Linked DNA regions of Mus musculus: region 2 is linked to region 1. A link is a loop called in an ENCODE intact Hi-C map of the cell type or tissue named here. Cell type or tissue: gastrocnemius. All regions are shown on one strand. Each heading gives the region's core, and the rest is flanking DNA. Links, peaks and the distances in the headings are about the cores only.

Region 1 (10,387 bases), core at 1,136-9,135:
GTGAGCTACTTCTGCACTGTACTTGCAGGCAAAACACCCGTACACATAAAGTAAAAACAAATTTCAAAAATAATATTGTCACGACTAACCAAAAACCAACTGCACAGAAATAAGACTCTTTTTCCTGACAAGTGTCACTAACAAGATTATTAAAATGGCTAGTAAGCTATGCTTAGAATCAAAACACATCAGTCTTGACCTACACATAGCAAAATGGCTTTTATTCTTTTGATCCATGTCTATATGGTCTTCATAAATCACCTTATAATATTACTTACCTTAGAAGAATTCTATGAAGAAATAAGTATACCACCACATTGAAAAAGCAATCTTATAGCTCATTCTCCTTAAGCCACATAATATTTTAAGTGTGCCTTGTATTTCTGCTTAATGAACTATCTTTTTCATTCTAATATCTCCTCAAAGTCTTTGTGCAGTAGCAGTCAAGATCCCTGCTGCAGCTGAGGTGAGACCCCCTGAGTTGAGGTTCCTCCAGCTTTATAGCTAGCAAAATCCATCTTTGTCTCTGGCATAGAACACTCACAATAACTTGTTAGAAGTGCAGACTCCTGGGGCTAGAGAGATGGCTCAGTAGTTATGCCAACTGTAACCCTGGCTCCAGGGGTATAGGGCATCTCTGGGCTTCCAGGGCACCTGCACTCATGTGCACGCGCGCGCGCGCGCACACACACACACACACACACATACACACACACACACATACACATGCATGTGCACACACATGAACACACATAGACACACATTTAATTGCAAAATGTTAAATGCAGGCAGGTAGACAGATGGTTTAGCTGTTAAGGGCAGTTGCTGTTCTTGAACAGGAACAAGGTTCAATTCCCACATAGCAGCTCAAGGCTATGTATAACTCTAATTTTAGGGGATCTGATGCCCTTGTGCCCTCCCTCTCCTACCCTTTTCTGACACCAGGCACTCTTTTTTTTTTTTTTAAAGATTTATTTATTTATTGTATGTGAGTACACTGTTGCTATCTTCAGACACACCAGAAGAAGGCATCAGATCCCATTACTGATGGTTGTGAGCCACCATGTAGTTGCTGGGAATTGAACTCAGGACCTCTGGAAGAGCAGTCAGTGCTCTTAACGGCTGAGCCATCTCTCCAGTCCCCAACACTAGGCACTCTTATGGTGCACATACAGGCAGCTCACACACATAAAATAAAGATGAGTAAATAAACAAGAGAATTTTGAAGAACTTATTTGTTGATATGAAATTGTATCTATTTGTTGGTATAGTTGATATTTTGAAATATTTATACGTTGTGGAGTGGCTAAATTGAAACAATTAGTATGAAAGATATAGACTTAGGCAAACAGAAACTCTAGGGCTAGTCTGAGAAATGTTTTGGATGCTGGGGATGGAAATCAGGTCCCCAGCTCTGTGGCAGACCTGTACTGCCAGCTGCCAGGCAGGGTGTTTCAGCTGCCTTCAAGACAATCCCGAAGGAGTGAGGTCAGGACACTGTACTATGGGGCTTTCTCCTAGGACTCTGGTTTATGAAGACCTTCCTGCCAGAGGCTGGAACATAGCTGTACTTAAGAAACTAGGCTTTGGGCTGGAGAGAGAGATGGCTCGGCAGTTAAGAGCACAGACTGCTCTTCCAGAAGTCCTGAGTTCAATTCCCAGCAACTACATGGTGGCTCCTAACCACCTGTAATGGGATCCAGTGCCCTCTTCTGGTGTGTCTGAAGACAGCTGCAGTGTACTAACATACATAAAATAATATTTAACAAAAAGAAAGGAAGAAACTAGGTCTCCTGCTCCTTACAGGGAGGGACAGCAGTACAGCTCAGGGAGACGGTGTCTGAAGTGTTTGAGGATTTGGACACCTGGAGGAAGCTCTAAGGAAGAAAGGGCTCACTCTGGACTAGTGCTATCAGAAGCAGACACGTTTCAGTGACTAACTTCCCTGTGAAGGTTGTATGTAAGATGGGTACACTTGGAAAAAGGAAGGCTATAACCAGCAATGACTGACAAAGCAGCCGGGGCAGCTGGTCTTAGCCAACAGGAACCTGTTTGGTATTTCCTTGTTCTTGGTTCAGTTGTGTCTCACTTTTCCATGGGCTCAGCGACCTTATCTGTTGTTAGTATTTTGTGGGATGGCTTCTATCCAACAGAGGAATGAACTGACCTAGCTCTGAGGCTCAGGGCAAATTCTATCAGTACTGAGCTTAGCTCTATGATAAGCAACTTGTGTGTGTGTTTGAGACCACACTGACCCAGCATACCTCTGTCCATCCTGAATGAAGCTGTTGCATTTGGCGAACCATGTTACCTCTGCATCCGTCAAGGGGGAAATCCTGAAGATCTCGTCTGGTCCTGTGGATGTGGGCCAAAATGTCTGAGCAGTCATGCAGAGGCCCCTTGAGGTCCAGGTCAGCCAGCAGGGTAGCTGAGCTTGGGGCAGCAGGGGCCAGAAAGGTTATCCTGGGGGCATTTAAGAGGAGAGACTGGTAATGTGTCATTTTGGCATTGGTGATGGACAGGCTTTGCCCCAGTGACAGTTTGTTAGCATCTTTGACCAGGAGGGCCATTTGTGATGATTTGCAAACAGTTGTTCCTGGGTCTCATTTCTGTGACAGGTAGGCCACTGGCTTGTGCCAGGGCCAGAGTCTGAGTCAATACCCCTTTCGGATCCCAGATCTCTCGTTCATGAAGAGATGGAAGGGCTTAGTCACTTCAGGCAACCCCAAAGCTTGTGTAGAAATTTCTTTCTGGTTTCAGAGAGCCACTTCTGACCTTCTCTTAATATATTTCCCCCTGGATCTAGGGAGGTCACCTGTGGTTGGCATAGTAGGGCCTTCTTAGTGGAGGATGGATGGTCCAAATATCCCTGGGCCTCCAAGAGGTCTGGGACTCCTCTAGGCATTTTTTGTTCCTGTTGCTACCATGAAGTCATTTATAAGCTGTTGAAGAGACTTTATCTTCAGGTTTTAGCAAGATAGAGTGTTGAGCTCTGTTAATTATAAGGAAGCTGGTGGGTTCCCCTCTAGTTTTAGGGTTACCCTGGGCATCTTTTTCTTTTTCAAGTGGGGGCATTTTTTATTTTTAGGGTGGCCCCCCTTACCTCTTTTTCTAGAAGTCATTTGTTTCAGACATCTCTTACACAGGGAGGCCACTAGCTGGCACCAAGGCCTGAGTAAGCAGGTTGGTTTCTGAAGTCATTTGTTTCAGTACTCTGGTTTGGCCATGGCTGCCAACAGGATCTTTGCCAGGTCCTGGAGTCTCTTGCAGTCAGTACTCTTAACTGCTGAGCCATCTCTCCAGCCCCACACTTAATCTTTTATTAAACATTTTTCCTCCTGGCATTATCATTAAGTCTCTCAGATTCTTTCTCTTAACCTCTCAACTCTCTGGATGTTTGTTTGTTTGCTTGTTTTTAATATCTGATTCTCCCTGGTTGATAAAAGCTAGAGCTACTGCAGCTTTCACTTTGGAATGTCTCTATGACACTCTCTAAGAAAGCTGCAGAACTTTCTGTCTCTAATATCTTATTTATCTTTGGCCAAATTGGTGGGCTGTCTTACAGCCCCTTTGAGACCTGCCAACAGAGACTGGAGGTAAGACTTAGAGTCCCTCTTTACCTTTAGTGGTGTTGAAGTCCCAATCTGGGTGGGTTTAAGGGAAAGCCAGCCTCAATAGATGCCTGGTTGCTAGTGAGTTCCCCTGGTTCCTGCTCTCTCTCTCTCTCTCTCTCTCTCTCTCTCTCTCCTGCAAAAGCTACTGGCAGTCATCCCAAGTGGGCTGATGGGTAAAGAGGACTGTTTCCAGTAGATTAATTACTGAAAAGGGGGAATTCTGAGTTCTTCAGTTATAAGGTCACTAGTGGCAAAGGGCCAAAAGTGATGGGTGGGGTTGGTTTCCTTGATCACCAACTGGCCCTGCTGTTTGCAAAGGTAGGACAGCGGACTCAGGCTCAGAAGGCAGCCCTCAACCCCGCCCCAGAGGCTTTGTGTTCCTGCAGCAGGTCTCCCCTCCCCAGCATGCTGTGGGGCTGCCTGGGACAGAGCTGCTGTTTGCCTGAGGGGTTGAATAAGGTGGTGGTGCTGCCTGGTGTCTGGGGAGAAAAAGTTTTCCTCATGGTGACAGAAAGATTTTGTCCCCTAGTTTTAACATAGTGAAGTTGAAGGCATCTATCCCATGTTAAACGTCTGTCAGAAAGTTGCCCCTTAGCATAGGCAACAAAGACAAAACACGAGAAAAATTCCAGGGACTCTGCACTTCAACACGCTACCTGAAAACAACCAGAAGGTGGCGCTCATATACAAGAAACTCATCCCCTCCTCTCAGATAGAAACAAAAGTAACCAGATGGTGGCTCTCTGAGCCCACGCCCACCCCAGACAGGGACTCAGAATGTCCTCTGGTCCCATGTGGCCATGGCCCCCTAGCACGCCTGCTTTAACCGCTTTTGGCCACAAAGGCAGATTTAAGACTTTTTTTTTTTTTTTTTTTTCCCCCAGAACAGAATTACAGATGTGGCACCACTCAGAGTTTATGAACAGACAAAGGCATACATAAACACATGGACAGACTCACAGACTCAGACAGATATTATAGGTATTGAGACTCTTCCCCGGGGGTCCTGGAGGCCTTGGAGTTCCTGGCCAATGCACCAAAATGTGCCAGGAAACATTCATGAACCCCCAAAAGATCACCGAGGAACTGAATCTGATGCAATCACATTAGGGTCCCACACACTGTCTCTGACACAGGAGAATGGGAAGGGGTGCCTGAGGCCAGTTTCAGGCAAACATTTATAGAGGCAGGAAGGGGGTATCTAGCCTGGTACGCATCTCACTGGGGGACATAATGCTCTTTAACATAGTTGGCTGGTGCTGGGAGCCAAGCCATAAACTTAAGCTTCTGTTTCCCTCCTGACACGGTTGTTAGGCAGGGTCAGCTTATAATCTGGAGGTGCAGATTTGTTGGGGAATAATCTGGAAACTGATGTTTGGTACTGGCCTGTTAGTTAGCTTGAGTTCAACCTTAGATCAGGTCCTCTAAGATGGAATCTGAACCTAAAAGGCTTGGTCTCTCGGGAGTATTTTGCTGAGTGAGAGAAGTTGGTCTGAAACTCTCTTTTGAGTCGTTCTGTGGTTTAGGTATCGGGGCGACTGTTGCCTCATAGGACGAGTTTAGCAATCTTCCTTTTGTTTGTATTTTGTGCGATATACTTTGAGGAGTATTGGTATTAGCCCTTCCTTGAAAATCTGGTAGAACTCTGTACTCCGTGCTAAAACCATCTGGCCCTTAGATTTTCTTTTCAGTTAGGAGACTTTTAGTGATTGCTTTTATTTCCTTGGGGGTTATAGGACTATTTAGACAGTTTACATGGTCTTGACTAGGTTCTTACTTGTTTGCAAAAATCTGTGTTACAGAAGATTTCTTGCCATCTACAGAGGGTTAGGATTAAGCACAAAGCAAATGCAGATTCAACAAAATGAGACCTGGTGAGGTTCACTGTAAGACTCTTTGTTGACATTTGTTTGAGGTCCTGGGAATAAACCACAATACTTTGTGGGGAAAAGAAAAAAGAAAAAAACGGGAAATAGGTTGAAAAATTGTTATGACATACCTTATTGTGTGTATGAATTTGGCTATTATCTTACCAGAGCCCACGTGTGGATATTAGAAAAGAACACGTAGAAACTGGTTCTGCCTTTTCACAATGTGGGCTTTGTACATAAAACTCAGGGTTGATGACAAGGTGCCATTACCCCAGCTTCAGGTATTTTTTTATGTTCTGGTGATCTCAAACTCACTGTACGACTGAGGTTGAACGCATTTCTCATTGACTACCCAGTATATGTCATGATTAGAGGCCAAGACCCCTTGAGTGAGCCTTTACTGTACTCATTTGTATTTCATGATGCCCTAAATGCATATTTAATCTGTTTCCTCTGGGAAACCTTGTGTTCTCAGGGGACATTTTATCCTGCTTGCTTGTATTGACACGCTATTTCTGACTGTCTCTGTCCCTCTCTCATTCTCTTTCCTTGTCTGTCTCTAAATCTCTCTGTATCTCTGTGTCTCTCTTTTTCCTTCTCCTTAATTTTTTTTCGAGAAAGAGTTTCTCGGTGTAGCCCTGGCTGTGCTGGAACTTGCTCCATAGACCAAGCTGACTTCAAACTCACAGAGACAGAGCTGCCTCTGCCTCTCAGGTGCTGGGAATAAAGGCCTGAGCTACCACTGCCCAGGATCCAGTTTCTTTGGCCTCTGCAAAGACACTGGACTCTTGGTTTTGGAAAAAGCCAGAGAGACAAGGAAGCATGGTAGATTTGACCAGTGCATTTTCTATTGAAAAGTATCAGCCAGGTGTGGTGGCACATGTCTTGAATCCTAGCACTCGGGAGGCAGAGGCAGGCGGATTTCTGAGTTTGAGGCCAGCCTGGTCTACAAAGTGAGTTCCAGGACAGCCAGGGCTACACAGAGAAACCCTGTCTCAAAAAAAAAAAAAAAAAAAGAAAAAAAAAGTATCAATACTTTTGGTTCATGTATGGCCTTAAGTATCATAAACTGCCCTTGAATGTGCTGTGCAGTTGATAATGGCACTGAGGAGCTGGGATTACCAGCATGACCCACCACCTAGTAGACTTGGGAGTGAGGATGGTGACCACTCTGCCCACTGAGCTCCAACACAACAATTTTGTTTTGCTTGATTGTTGAGGGACCCCACTTGGGGGGATCAGGACACTAACCCACCTGCAAAGGTTTTGACCCAAAATTTGTCCTCTCTAATAAAATGCAGGAACAAAGATGGAGCAGAGACAGATGGAATGGACGAACAATAACCAGTCCAACTTGAAACCATTTCATTGGCAAGCACCAATTCCTAACACTACTAATGATACTCTGATATGCTTGCACTCAGGAGCCTAGCATAATGGTCCTCTGAGAGGCTCCACCTGGCAGCTGAAACTTGAGGCAGAGACCCAGAGCCAAACACTAGACAGAGCTTGAAACTCTTCTGGAAGAGTGGGGGGAGGGAGAGATCGAAGGCTCTGAAGGGGATAGGAACTCTGTGGAAAGGCCAGCAGAGTCAACTAACCTGGACACTTGCTGGCTTCTACAGACAGAACCACACAGAGCTACCATGGTCTAGATGAAGAACTCCACACATATGTAACAGATGGGCAGCTTGGTCTTCATGTATGTCCCTGAACTTGAGCAGAGACTATCTCAATCAGTTTTCTGTTTGTGGATCCCATTCCCCTAGCTGGGCTGCCTTGCCTGGCTTCAGTGGGAGAGGATATGCCTAGTCCTGCAGAAATGTGATGTGTCAGGGTGAGGGGATACTCAGGTGGCCTCCCCATTCCCAGAGGAAAAGGGAAGGGGGAATGGTTTATATAATTATTAATCTGTAAGAATGGAGGGAGCTCACTGCTTAGGAGGAATTGTGGCTCTGGCAGGGGATCTGAGCTCATTTCCCAGAACACACACGTGAGACCTGGAATGCCTATAGTTTTACTCCAGGAGATCCTACAAGCTTTTCTTCCTCCAAGTCCAAGACACTTGCATACATACATTGCAGGCATTCACATGTATAAATATTTTGGGGTGGGGAAGTCTGGCAAAACCATTTTTTAATTTTGCAGTAGTTTTTTCTTTTTATTTAAAGAACATATAATCCAACAATAAGGCATGAATATTTTCAATTTAAAAAAATCGCACTAAATAAACCACAGTGGCATGAATCCATGACAAGTACGGCTGCTTAATATCCCCAAATCCTGAGATTAAGGGTATGCACTAACACACCTTTTCCTTGCTACAAAGGCCTGGACCGGTCAAGGGGGTGAGAGGTGTTGCTTGGGAGTCTGGGTGTATCTCCAAGTATACCAGGCCTTCGACTTGTCAAAGTCTTCGCGTATGCAAACAGAGCTCCTTAAAATGGGACGAGATGCTGAAGTGCAGCCCCTCGCAAGGGATGGCTTCTGGCAAGGGTGCAGGAGGAGAAGGACTCAGTTGTGTTTAAGAAGCAGCCCATAGGTCTCTTGCTGCAGAGGAAGCAACTGGAAAGTGAGCTCAGAACGACAATCCACGAGTTGTAAGAAAATGGCAGACAAGCTGGACATGGGGGGAAATGGCCAGCTTTGACAAGGCCAAGCTGAAGAAAACTGGGACACAGGAGCAGGACACCCTGCCGACCAAAGAGACCATTGAACAGGAAAAGAGGAGTGAAATCTCCTAGAAGCCTAGGAAGATTTCCCCAGCCCACCCCACCCCATCATCTCCAAGACCCCCTTGTGATGTGGAGGAAGAGCCACCTGCAAGACGAACGTGAGCCACAAGCTGCGCTGTGAACCCGGACACTCTGAGCCGATGCCACTGGCCTCGGGTCTCTGAAGGGGACCCCTCCACCAATCGGACTGCCAAGTTTCACGGGTTTGCCCTGGGATATTATAGAAAATTACTTGTATGATTGATGAAAATAAAACACACCTCGTGGGAAAAACAAGGAAAACAAACAAACAAAAAAAACCCAGCAGTCCACAAAGAGTATAACCACACTCTGATGAGTACGTAGAGAACACAAATTGGTCCTGTTTTTGTTTTTATTTTATTTTATTTTTTAACTATTTTTGTTATGGAAGGTTACAAGTTTGGGTGGATTTGGAAGGATGGGGAAAATGAATATGACCAGGTGGCGTTTGATCTAACATTCTAAGAACCAGTAAAAATGTTATATTAAAATAGCCGTATATTTTCTATGTAGTAAAAATATTTAATATAAAATCAAATTTGAAAAAATTTAAAAAATACCCCCCCCCCTTTGAATGGAGTTTCCCTTGGGCTTCTAGCTACCTTCACAGCTACCACCGGAGCTTCTGAAGCTATGATGGCGTTTGGAGCTCCTTTAAGGAAGGTCTTGGGGTAGAGCCGGGTGTGTAGCTATTGCATAAGCTGCTGCTGATTGGTCTGCGATTGTGTCTAGTGCGGCTTGGTCAACCTGTACAGACACCAGGGCTTCACATGAGAGACTCTTGTTGGTCTGAGCAATGGAGAAGACAGATTCCAGAACATACAGAGCTTAGTGGGGGAGGAGGGCTGACACATGGTGGTCTCTCCCCACATAGGAAACGTGGACTCTGAGCCTGGGGAAATATTTGGAGGGCTAAGCGGAGGAGAACAATCAAGACAGTGTCTCTGGGACAAGGAATGCCCACAGTCAGAGGCCAGGGGAAAGGCGCTGCCTTTGGGGCTGCAGATCTAGCACAGTACTCTGGCCTTGCTTCCACAGTTTTACTATAGCTTTTTCCCTCTGCTGCCTAGATCTTGTATTTTTGGGTAGAGCTCCGTACAGGCTGGATCAGTGTTGGAGAAGATGGATTCCTGGTCTGGGGAGGTACTCGGTGGACTGAGTTGAGGACAGCAGACTTCCACATGTTTCTGGCACAAAGAAACTGCACTGGCAGAGGAAACAGGAAGTTCCCAGCCTTTGGGGTCTGTAGGCCTATCTTGAGTCCCACATCCAGGCTTCCCGGGTAGTTTTTGAGCCTTCTTCTGGTACTCTCTAGCACATCAGTTCTGGAACCAGATCTAGAAAGACAAAACAAACAAACAAACAAACAAAAAAACAGATCAGGAGAGGCACGGTGTGCCAATTGCGTCTCAAATCTGAGGCTGCTTAGAGAAAAGCCTGGGACTTGGTCTCTACCCGGAACCCTAAGGTTTTTAAACCCAAGAAGAATGGAGGCAGAATGAGCTGGACATCAAACCCACAGGTTAAGGATGTGTCTCTTAAGAGTAAGAAATTCTGAGGACAGCCCCGATGTCTATGCCTCCCTGACACTGTGTGGAACCAGTATACCTCTCCAGGATACCAGAATTCTGCATTAAGAGGCTACAGCCCTGAATATACCTCTATTGCCCTCCTACAACCTGGAACATGTACAAGGAGATGGGGCAGTCAGGGAAGTGTGCTTGGGTGATGGGGGAATGGCCAGCCAACTAGGAAATCGGGAGAGACAAGAGGGGCCAGACCTTGATCTTGATCCATCAATCCAAATCCTTGAGCCGGTGCCATGCATTGTTCATGGGTTGGGTACTTGCACTTTTAAAATATTCTTCCAGAACTAGAGTTTGTTCCTTGATGAACACAGTGTGCTCCACCTTCTGCCTCCTTGAATCATTGGGAAAAACTTGAGACCCCAAAGCTACTTGGGAAGGAAAACATGTTGACTTGGTAGACCCGAGGCACCCTCAGAGGCTTTGAAGTCTGGGTTCACTGGAGACCTAAAGGATTTGTTCATTGAGTTACACAGTGTCCTCTGATTATCTGTGGCAATGGGAAGCCTTAGAAAACTGGAGATCTTAGCATTACATAGAAACTTGGTCCCATTTGGAGA
Region 2 (8,000 bases), core at 1-8,000, 120 kb after region 1:
TTGGCTCACCTGTTGTAGTTGGTGACCTGTTAGTTACTTTGCCTTCCTGGAATCGTCCCATACACATCTTTGAGGTTCCCTATGGTGTGGTGCACCTCTGTGGGCTGGGGCTGAAGGCAAGTGGGAATTCTTTTTTTTTTTTTTTTAAAGGTTTATTTATTTATTATATGTAAGTACACTGTAGCTGTCTTCAGACACTCCAGAAGAGGGAGTCAGATCTCGTTACGGATGGTTGTGAGCCACCATGTGGTTGCTGGGATTTGAACTCCTGACCTTCGGAAGAGCAGTCGGGTGCTCTTACCCACTGAGCCATCTCACCAGCCCGCAAGTGGGAATTCTGAGGTATTTATTAATAGACTGTTTTTTTTTTTTTTTCTTTTTTAAACCCAGCTTTATGTATATTCACAATCTCCACAGGGGGCGCCAGCGAGCATGAGGGCCAACTTTATGCACATGTGCTGGGAAGCAGGAGCTAGGGGCGGGGAGGGGTGTGGGTGTGGGTGTGGGTGTGGGGAGGTGGGGGGTGCACACAAAAGCCTAGGGTGTCAGGAGAGAGCAGGAAATGACAGACCCAAGAGGCTAGTTTTGCTCAAAATGCTCTGTTTATTGCTCTATTCAATGACCACGAGCGGATTAAAAAAAGACACCAAATGTCTCCGTTTGCCGTGGAATAAATATTTAAAGTCAGCAATAAAAACACGTGGCTCCAAGATAACACATGTTGCCAAAGAGTCATGCATGCCCTGTTCATGGGCTCTCAACACACGCATGGACAAGGGAACACACACAGAGCAACATGTAGGGAGACACTTGCGGTTTCCCATAGTGACACAGAAAGATGTCTCACAGGTCTGGAGCTGTCCACATCCTACTCTTGGAGGCCCCCCTCAGGGCTCAGATCTTTGGGGTTCCCCACTATATCTGTCCTCTTCCTCTCCAGTGCCACATAGACTGGAGATACTCATCTTTGCCCAGGAACTGTCTTAGCTGGGATCTCTCTGTCAACCATCATGTGCTCCCCTGCCTGGTCTCTGCCATCCACATCCTGGTAGCAAAATGCACTCTGCCTTTGCAGAGGAGCCAGTGGGGCCAGAGGAAGGTCAGTATCTCTGCCTGGGGAGCAGGGTGGGAGTCTGGTGTGGGGATGTGGGTGAGGGCTGAGGGGTGAGAGCTTAGTTCAGTGCTCCTTTCCTGGCTGAGGGGACACAGTGTTTGGTACAAATAGCTGTGATAGATGGACAGACAGAACACATTATGGTAGGACACTTGGGGTGTGGCATGGAAACATTTTGGACCAAGTAGCTGTGGAACCATGGTTAAAACTGAGGCCCTCAGGTCTATATGGTGTGGGTCAGGCCCAGGGGCCCCAGGCCTGGCCTGGCACATTCCTCCCCTGCCCTCCCCAACTCTGCAGTATATACAGTAGGAGAGCTAGGCTTGGGGTAGGGACCAGGCCAGGACAATAGATGGGGAACAGACTGAAGAGAGGGGAGGATGAGGGGGAGGGCCAGGGAATAGGCCCAGGACCCAAGGCAAGATCTTGGGTAGTTGGGGTAAAGACCCAGCCTCAGGCTTGGCAGTACCCAGTGGATCTCAGAGGAAGAGCGTGGTCACTCTGAGGACTGGAGGGACAGCTGCTTCTCATAGAGGCTCATGGCGTGGTGCACAAACTGGTACTGTTCGCATGTCTGGATCATGCCACCCCTGCCCAGTAGAGATGCAGTAGGCTGCGGGAGGGCCACCAACACTAGGGGCACCAGCTAGTCTGCAGCTTAGAGAGACCAACTCTTCCCAGCCACTGCCCTCTGCCCCTTCCTTTCAGGGCCACACCTTTGTTTTCAGCACTGTCTTTCCAAACCAGCTGCCTCTCTTCTGCCTTCTTCCAGAAGAGAGCTGACTGGATTCTGTGCTCTCCCATTTGGTTTTTCAGTTCCCTAGCCACCTTACACACTATGTCTGGTTTGTCAGCTATCCCTCGATTCACGCTCACATCATGTTGCCACCCTCTCCTCCCCTGATCAGCGGGCTAACCTGTCCTGACGGAGCTGGCACGTGGTCTTCAGGATGTCCACCACGCCCTCACGTCGCAGCTGCTGGCAGCAGATGCTGGTGGCAATGAAGCAGCCAGTTCTCCCAATCCCTGCACTGAGGGCCAAGGGGATGATGGGGTAAGGGACAGAGCAGTCCAGGGATGGGGTGGCCCGGCTCCAGTGGGTGGCCAGGAGAACCCACCTGCAGTGAACGATGATTGGGGAACAATGGGGTCCCTCTTGTTGGGCTGCCTCCTCCACTTCCCGTACCAGGTGCAGGAGTGGGGGAGCCCGGTCGGGGGTCTTCTGGTCAGGCCAGGATGTGAACCAGTAATGCTTCAAGCTTCGCTCTTCAGTCCCTCTCTGTCAGAGAGAGAGAGAGAGAGAGAGAGAGAGAGAGAGAGAGAGAGAGAGAGAGAGAGAGAGAACACCCCCCAAGTACATGTGAATGCTTTCAGAATTGATCCAAAGATGGAGATGGGAAGGGAGGAATGAGAGTAGGGAATCTGTAGTCCCCCATCTACCATACTGCTTAATGGCACAAGACAGATCAGTGTGTGTGTGTGTGTGTGTGTGTGTGTGTGTGTGTGTGTGCGCGCGCACGTGTGCGTGCATGTAGCATTAGCCTCTAAACTCTGAAATCATCGAAGAAAAGCAAAGGGGCTTTTCTCCAACTTATTACTGTCTGACAGTTCCTATCCTGACAGATGTCCCAGGCACCCCTTAGTCACATGACCAAGAACACAGGTACTATGCTCTGTCTGCCCACCCCACTGTCCTCATTAGCTGCTGTCAGCCTCCTCTCTGCTCTACCATCCCATGGTGGGAAGATCCAACCTTCTTCCTCCCTGACTATCAAAGACCCATAGCATCAACATGATCCTTCCCCAGCACGAATCTGGATACCCTGCGCTGTGTTTAAGACCTGGCTTGGTCTGATGGTTCAGGCCTGTAATTCTAGCTACTTGGAAGCCTGAGGCAGAAAGATCACAATCTCAAGCCCTGCATGGTCTGCAGTGCAAGTTCTAGGCCAGCCTTGGAAACTTAGTGAGACTGTCTCAAAACAAACAAAAGAGTGAAAAAAGGGCTGGGAATGTAGTTCAGTAAGAGAGTTCTGGCCTCTAATCCCACACCAAACCAAGAAACCCTTTACTGTGGACTGAATGCGGTGGCTTCCTCCCCCAACTTCGTATGTTGAAACCTCCTTTCCATTGTGTGAGAATTTGAAGATGGGGCAGGAGTTCACCCCTTTGATGTGATTCATATCCTTAGAGACCCCAGGAAGTTTCCTCACTCCATCATCCTTCCTGCCCTGGGAGGACACAATCCAGGCAACGTGTGCTTGCATGCACAGCTGCTCCTTCTATGTATGGGAAAGCTTTTCCATTTGTCCCCTACTAGTCACCCCTTACCAGTCCTCCAGGACCCCATACAGCACTGCCAGGCACCTCACCCCAGAGCACGCCATCTGGCATACTGCCCTTCTGTATTCTTGCCTGTACTACTTGGTGTTTACCATCTTACAGGTGCTCCTTGAAGAAACAATCCAGGACACAATTATGCCCCCGGTACTCGACCCGGAACCACAAAGCAGGTGCTTGGAAACACCCTCAAACCCAGACACCCTGGTTCTTCTCTAGCCTGTCTCCTAGCCTCTCTACTTGGGAGATGGTTCCTCATGTCCTTGGGTCACTCTGCTGTGACAGCAGCTGCCCCCCCCCCCCCCGGCTTTCAAGGTTTTCAGGAAGTCTTGGTGTTAGATGCTCATATGGACACTGTCCCCATGACAGTGTGGGGGCTAAGGCACCCTGGCATCTTGCCCAGCACTGCATCCAGTGAGAGACAGAGGCGCTCAGAGGGACAAATGTCAGGCCCTGAGCTCTTTTCTGTGGCGGAACCCCATGGCTGTTAGCATCAGCATCAGGCTGTTTCTGAATTGGGCATCAGCTTCCTGGTGCTTGACTTAACTTCTCTACCTTTCTGGGTTATCACAGGGGACTTCACCTCCACAAATACATCCCACTGCTTCTCCAAACCAGAATCTTTTGATGCCCCCAAAGGAGCAGCCCTCCTCTTCTGCTTATCCCGGACACGGCACAACTTTCCAGCAGGAGGATGCCCTTTCCCCACCCTTCTGGGCTGCTTCGTGTTGCTCATATTTTGTGCATTTTCCTTTTTTTCCTGCCATTTCCTGTAACCATGACTGTGTGTCCTAAAGCAGCAAGGAGTGCCTGCCCTCTGCTGGTGGACATTTTGGGTGCATCAGACTGGAAGCCAGCACCCCAGTGGAAGGGACATTACTGTCACTCAAACTCGTAAAGGAACTCTCAGTTACGATAAGGACAATGCTGGAAGCCCTTGAAGCCTCCTTGCCCAGGTAGTGCTGGCCTTGGGAAGATGTGGAGGAGAGCTGCTATGGTCGGCAGTGCACAGAAAGGGCGTAGGGCACATGCAAGCAAGGCTTAGCGTCTGAGTCTATTGACCCTTGTTTAACAGTACGTGCTGGGAGTGCCGTGGGTCGATGTGTCACCTACAGTAGGCCTTTCAGTACTGTTTTCAGGTGGGGGTCTCAACTAAGCCTCCCCAACATCCCTTTCCTGTTTAGGTCCATGCCTCACCCTGAGGGAGATGAGTCGCAGCCGGTAGTCCTCCGTGTGGATGACTTTCTGCACGGTGATCTCCACGCCGTCATGGACCACCTGCTCTTCTGGCCAGTATTCTGTGCACTTCTGCAAGGACCAAGATCAGGCTGGGTTACATTCCCACTCCTCTTCCACATCCCTTCCTGCTCCGCTGGGGTCTACAAGGACGACAGGCTTCGTTTTAGAAGTCTGCGTCGAAATCTTGACTTCATAACTTGTGACCTACTTCTCATTTCTGAGCCTCAGTTTCTCCCATTTGAAAAATGAAAATGATACCATCTTATAGGATAATGTGTGTGTGTGTGTGTGTGTCTGTGTGCTTGTGTGTAAAGGTCAGAGTTTAACTTCAGGTGTTGTTCCTCATGGGCAGTCCACTTTGGTTTTTTGGACAGGATCTCTCGTGGGCCTGGAACTCACCATGTAAGTTCAGTGAGGCCTAGGTCTGTCTGTCTCTTGGCTTCCCGAGCACTGGGGATAAGGCTGCATGCATATACCACACCTGGACTTATTTATTGGGATAAAACTCGATTCCTCACTTGAGCTCTTTCTCTTTTTTTTTTTTTTTTTAAACAATGGAGATTCAATTAAATGAGCTTGCTCATCATGAACATGCGTATCAGCGGCAGACTGGGAGGCAGCAGATCATGACTCAAATACAGCCATTGGATGGGGTGGGAGAAGCCAGCTCCAGGCTCTGCTAGGCTTTGTGTGGCGTTGAGTGTATACCTTAACTGTCAACACCTCTCATTTCCTTATGTTGACAGTTGAGTGCACGCCAGGCTCACGAGATCCTCAGGAAGATTATTATGCAAAGGAGATGCTTCATGTGGGGGCACAGAGCAGGGCGCAACGAGCAATGGCACAGGGTCCCTACCTCGTTCATCTCCTCGATGTTGGTGATCATGACGATGATGGGTGTGCGCTCCTGCCACACCATGCGCCAAAAGTCGGCCACAGTGCTGACGATGGGTCCCTGCGTGGCGATGTACACCTTCTCCTCCCCACTGTAGCCCTGCAGCCACCCAAGTCCAGCCCGTCAGGTCAGGGGTGGAGGTGGCACTCCCAGGGCCCCATCCCACACTTAGGCTCCTCTTGGGGCTTGTAGGAGCCACACTGGCTTGGGGGACAAGTCTGAAGGACAGATTGCATCAGCTCAGGCCTCTCCTTTAGTGGAAGGCTCTTGGGATGGAGCTACATACCCGGATGTAGTTGGCATTGATGTAGGAACTCAGAGGATCTTCAGGGTCTGGTGACGTCAGACGTACCCTGCTGTGAGGATCTGTGGTGGGAGACAGGTGAGGCTGTGAGTTGGGCCCAACCTCTCTGTCCTCCTCCACAGCACCCACATTTCCTCTGAGATCACAGCCAGTAAGTGCTGTCACAGGCACTGCAGAAAATGAAGAGTCACTACCTGATGACCTCTTTTTCCTTATAAAGACGAAAAGAGTTAGCAGGGACTGGTAAGATGGCTCAGAGGGTAAAGATGCTTGCTCCTAAGAGTGATAACTTGAGTTGGGTCCCTGGGACTCATGTGCTGGAGGAGAGAACTGAATCTCACAGGTTGTCCTTAGACCCCCACAACTGTGCCCTGTACACTTATATGCGTGTGCATACAAAATAAGTAATATTAGAAATAGAGTTAAAAGGAAAACCAGTAGCTCGTGGGCCGAGAAGCACCACCCAACAGCATGGGGCAAATGCTACCTAACAAACACAACTGCTGTGATCATGAGTTCCCAGCAGACATTGGGAATGGAAAAGAACCTAGAGCTGTTGGGGTGATGATGGAGGTGATGGGTGTCTGCCTCTCATTCCCAGCCCTCTGCTAGACCCCCATCTCTGCCTGGGTCATGGCAGATGATATGGGTGTAGACAGTTCTTGTAGAGAGTGCATAGAAGTGGTTCAGGGGAGGGGAAGAGAGGGATAAGAGTAGGCAGGAGGGGCCTTCTGCAAGGCCAACAGAAGAGAGTGCTCAGCTCTGCCTGGGCTGTCTTGGTTTCACTTATCCAGGTTAAGGTGTTTCAAGGACAGATGTAGGTGCTGTCCTTTCTGGACAGATGTGAAAACTTTGCAATCAGAGAGTCACTGTTGTGGCGGTCATGATTGCAGGTTCATGCCAGCTCTGCTTGATGCTGTGTCTATGAGAAGAACCTTCTAGATCAACAAGAGATGGATGATCCCTGCCTCAAGGATAGCATAGCATTGGGTAGGAAGACGAGTGGAACATGGCCTGAGAGCTCTGGGGCTGGAGGGGCAGAGGGGACAGAGGGGACAGAAGGGACTGGGACTGGGACTGGGACTGGGACAGGGTAGTTGAGGCACCTTTCAGGGTTGAAGGACCAAGAGAAGAAACAGCAAGCAGTTTGTTTGATCAGGTGCACAGGCCAAGGCTGAGACTGGTGCTGGCGAGGAGCCAGATGCCAGATAGTATCACATACCTTGCTTAGAGAGGGTGACATTGACTGTGTTTAAGGAGGAAGGGGACACGATTAGATTTCTGTTCTGCCTCATTGTGAGAGAGAAGAGGCAAGAAGGAGAAAAAGCACAAGTCAGGATATGACGGCCACAATCCAGGAAGTGTCAAGGTCACAGGCTGTCCTGCCTGGCATCTGTGTACCATATGTAAATGGTGCTCATAAGAGTTGGGCAACATGGAAGAATGAACACCCACCAAGTCATTTGGTAATAAGGATGGAAGGGAGGGGGCTGGATCTGAGGGAGTCATCCACCTTTTCCTTCAAGAAGGACCGGTGTGTCATCCAGTCACTCGCTGTCCTTTTGGGGCTTGAGGAACTGTGCTGAATGGGACAGCATTGTGACCCTGCATTTTGACCTTCACACAGTCTGCTGATGTGGTGCTCACACTGGACCTGTCTACAGAGCTGTTTATTTTGCTAGACACCAAGCTCTGTGTGCAGAATCCAATTCTCAGTCCCTGGGATGGGGCTCAGGAAATGTGTGTAGAATAAATCTCAGGGTGTTCCTGATCAAAGAGGCTGCCTCTGCTGGGCCTTCCGTGTTCTTTGTCTCACTCTCTCTCCCATCTAGTCCCTTAAGGTTTAGGGTCATCTCTGCTTGGTTGTACAACATTCTGTGTTGAGTGTGGGGGCCTGTAGGTTCAGGGTATGGTTGGAGGAGGTGGGAACCTGTCAACAATCCAGCAGGACCACATAGAGTATGGCTAGCTCCAGTGGCCATTCTAAGGAGCAAAGCAGAATGCTAGGTTCTGGGGTAGCCAGGCCACTGCCTGCAGGAAAAACAGGAGCAGAGAGGATAAGTTGAGAAAAGAGGTGAGCAGCCCAAATAAAGCATCCTGGCCTTAAATGG

What was found. A loop is a pair of places that touch in the nucleus more often than their neighbours do. Peaks named below come from ENCODE experiments on the same cell type or tissue, not always from the same donor. Only the 100,000 strongest peaks of a DNase experiment are listed, where the experiment ranks them.
Region 2: a loop joins it to region 1, with 3 times the contacts of the local background. A loop is called at or near these places in 20 of 42 quality-filtered maps.

Annotation. Positions count from the first base shown.
Region 1 is chr7:46,959,131-46,969,517 of GRCm38, forward strand. All of the region lies in intron 1 of Gm39012 (a long non-coding RNA gene), which reads left to right. It overlaps C86187 (expressed sequence C86187), which reads right to left. Exons shown (of 2, transcript NR_015609.2): 2 at 8,580-9,578. It also overlaps the pseudogene Gm19248. Among named protein-coding and RNA genes, the nearest start is that of Uevld, 5.8 kb to the left of the region's middle. In gastrocnemius, for the core only: a CTCF peak has its summit at 4,290 (motif pointing right); DNase peaks (open chromatin) are centred at 3,233, 3,909 and 4,334; H3K27ac peaks cover 1,014 bases.
Region 2 is chr7:47,077,215-47,085,214 of GRCm38, forward strand. Ptpn5 (protein tyrosine phosphatase, non-receptor type 5) reads right to left here. Exons shown (of 14, transcript NM_001163565.1): 9 at 5,872-5,951; 10 at 5,547-5,684; 11 at 4,649-4,759; 12 at 2,233-2,393; 13 at 2,032-2,145; 14 at 584-1,704. The coding sequence ends at 1,611. Mir7056 (microRNA 7056) reads right to left here and starts at 6,010; the gene lies at 5,952-6,010. In gastrocnemius, for the core only: CTCF peaks have their summits at 414 and 4,284 (motif pointing left); DNase peaks (open chromatin) are centred at 432, 3,845 and 4,273.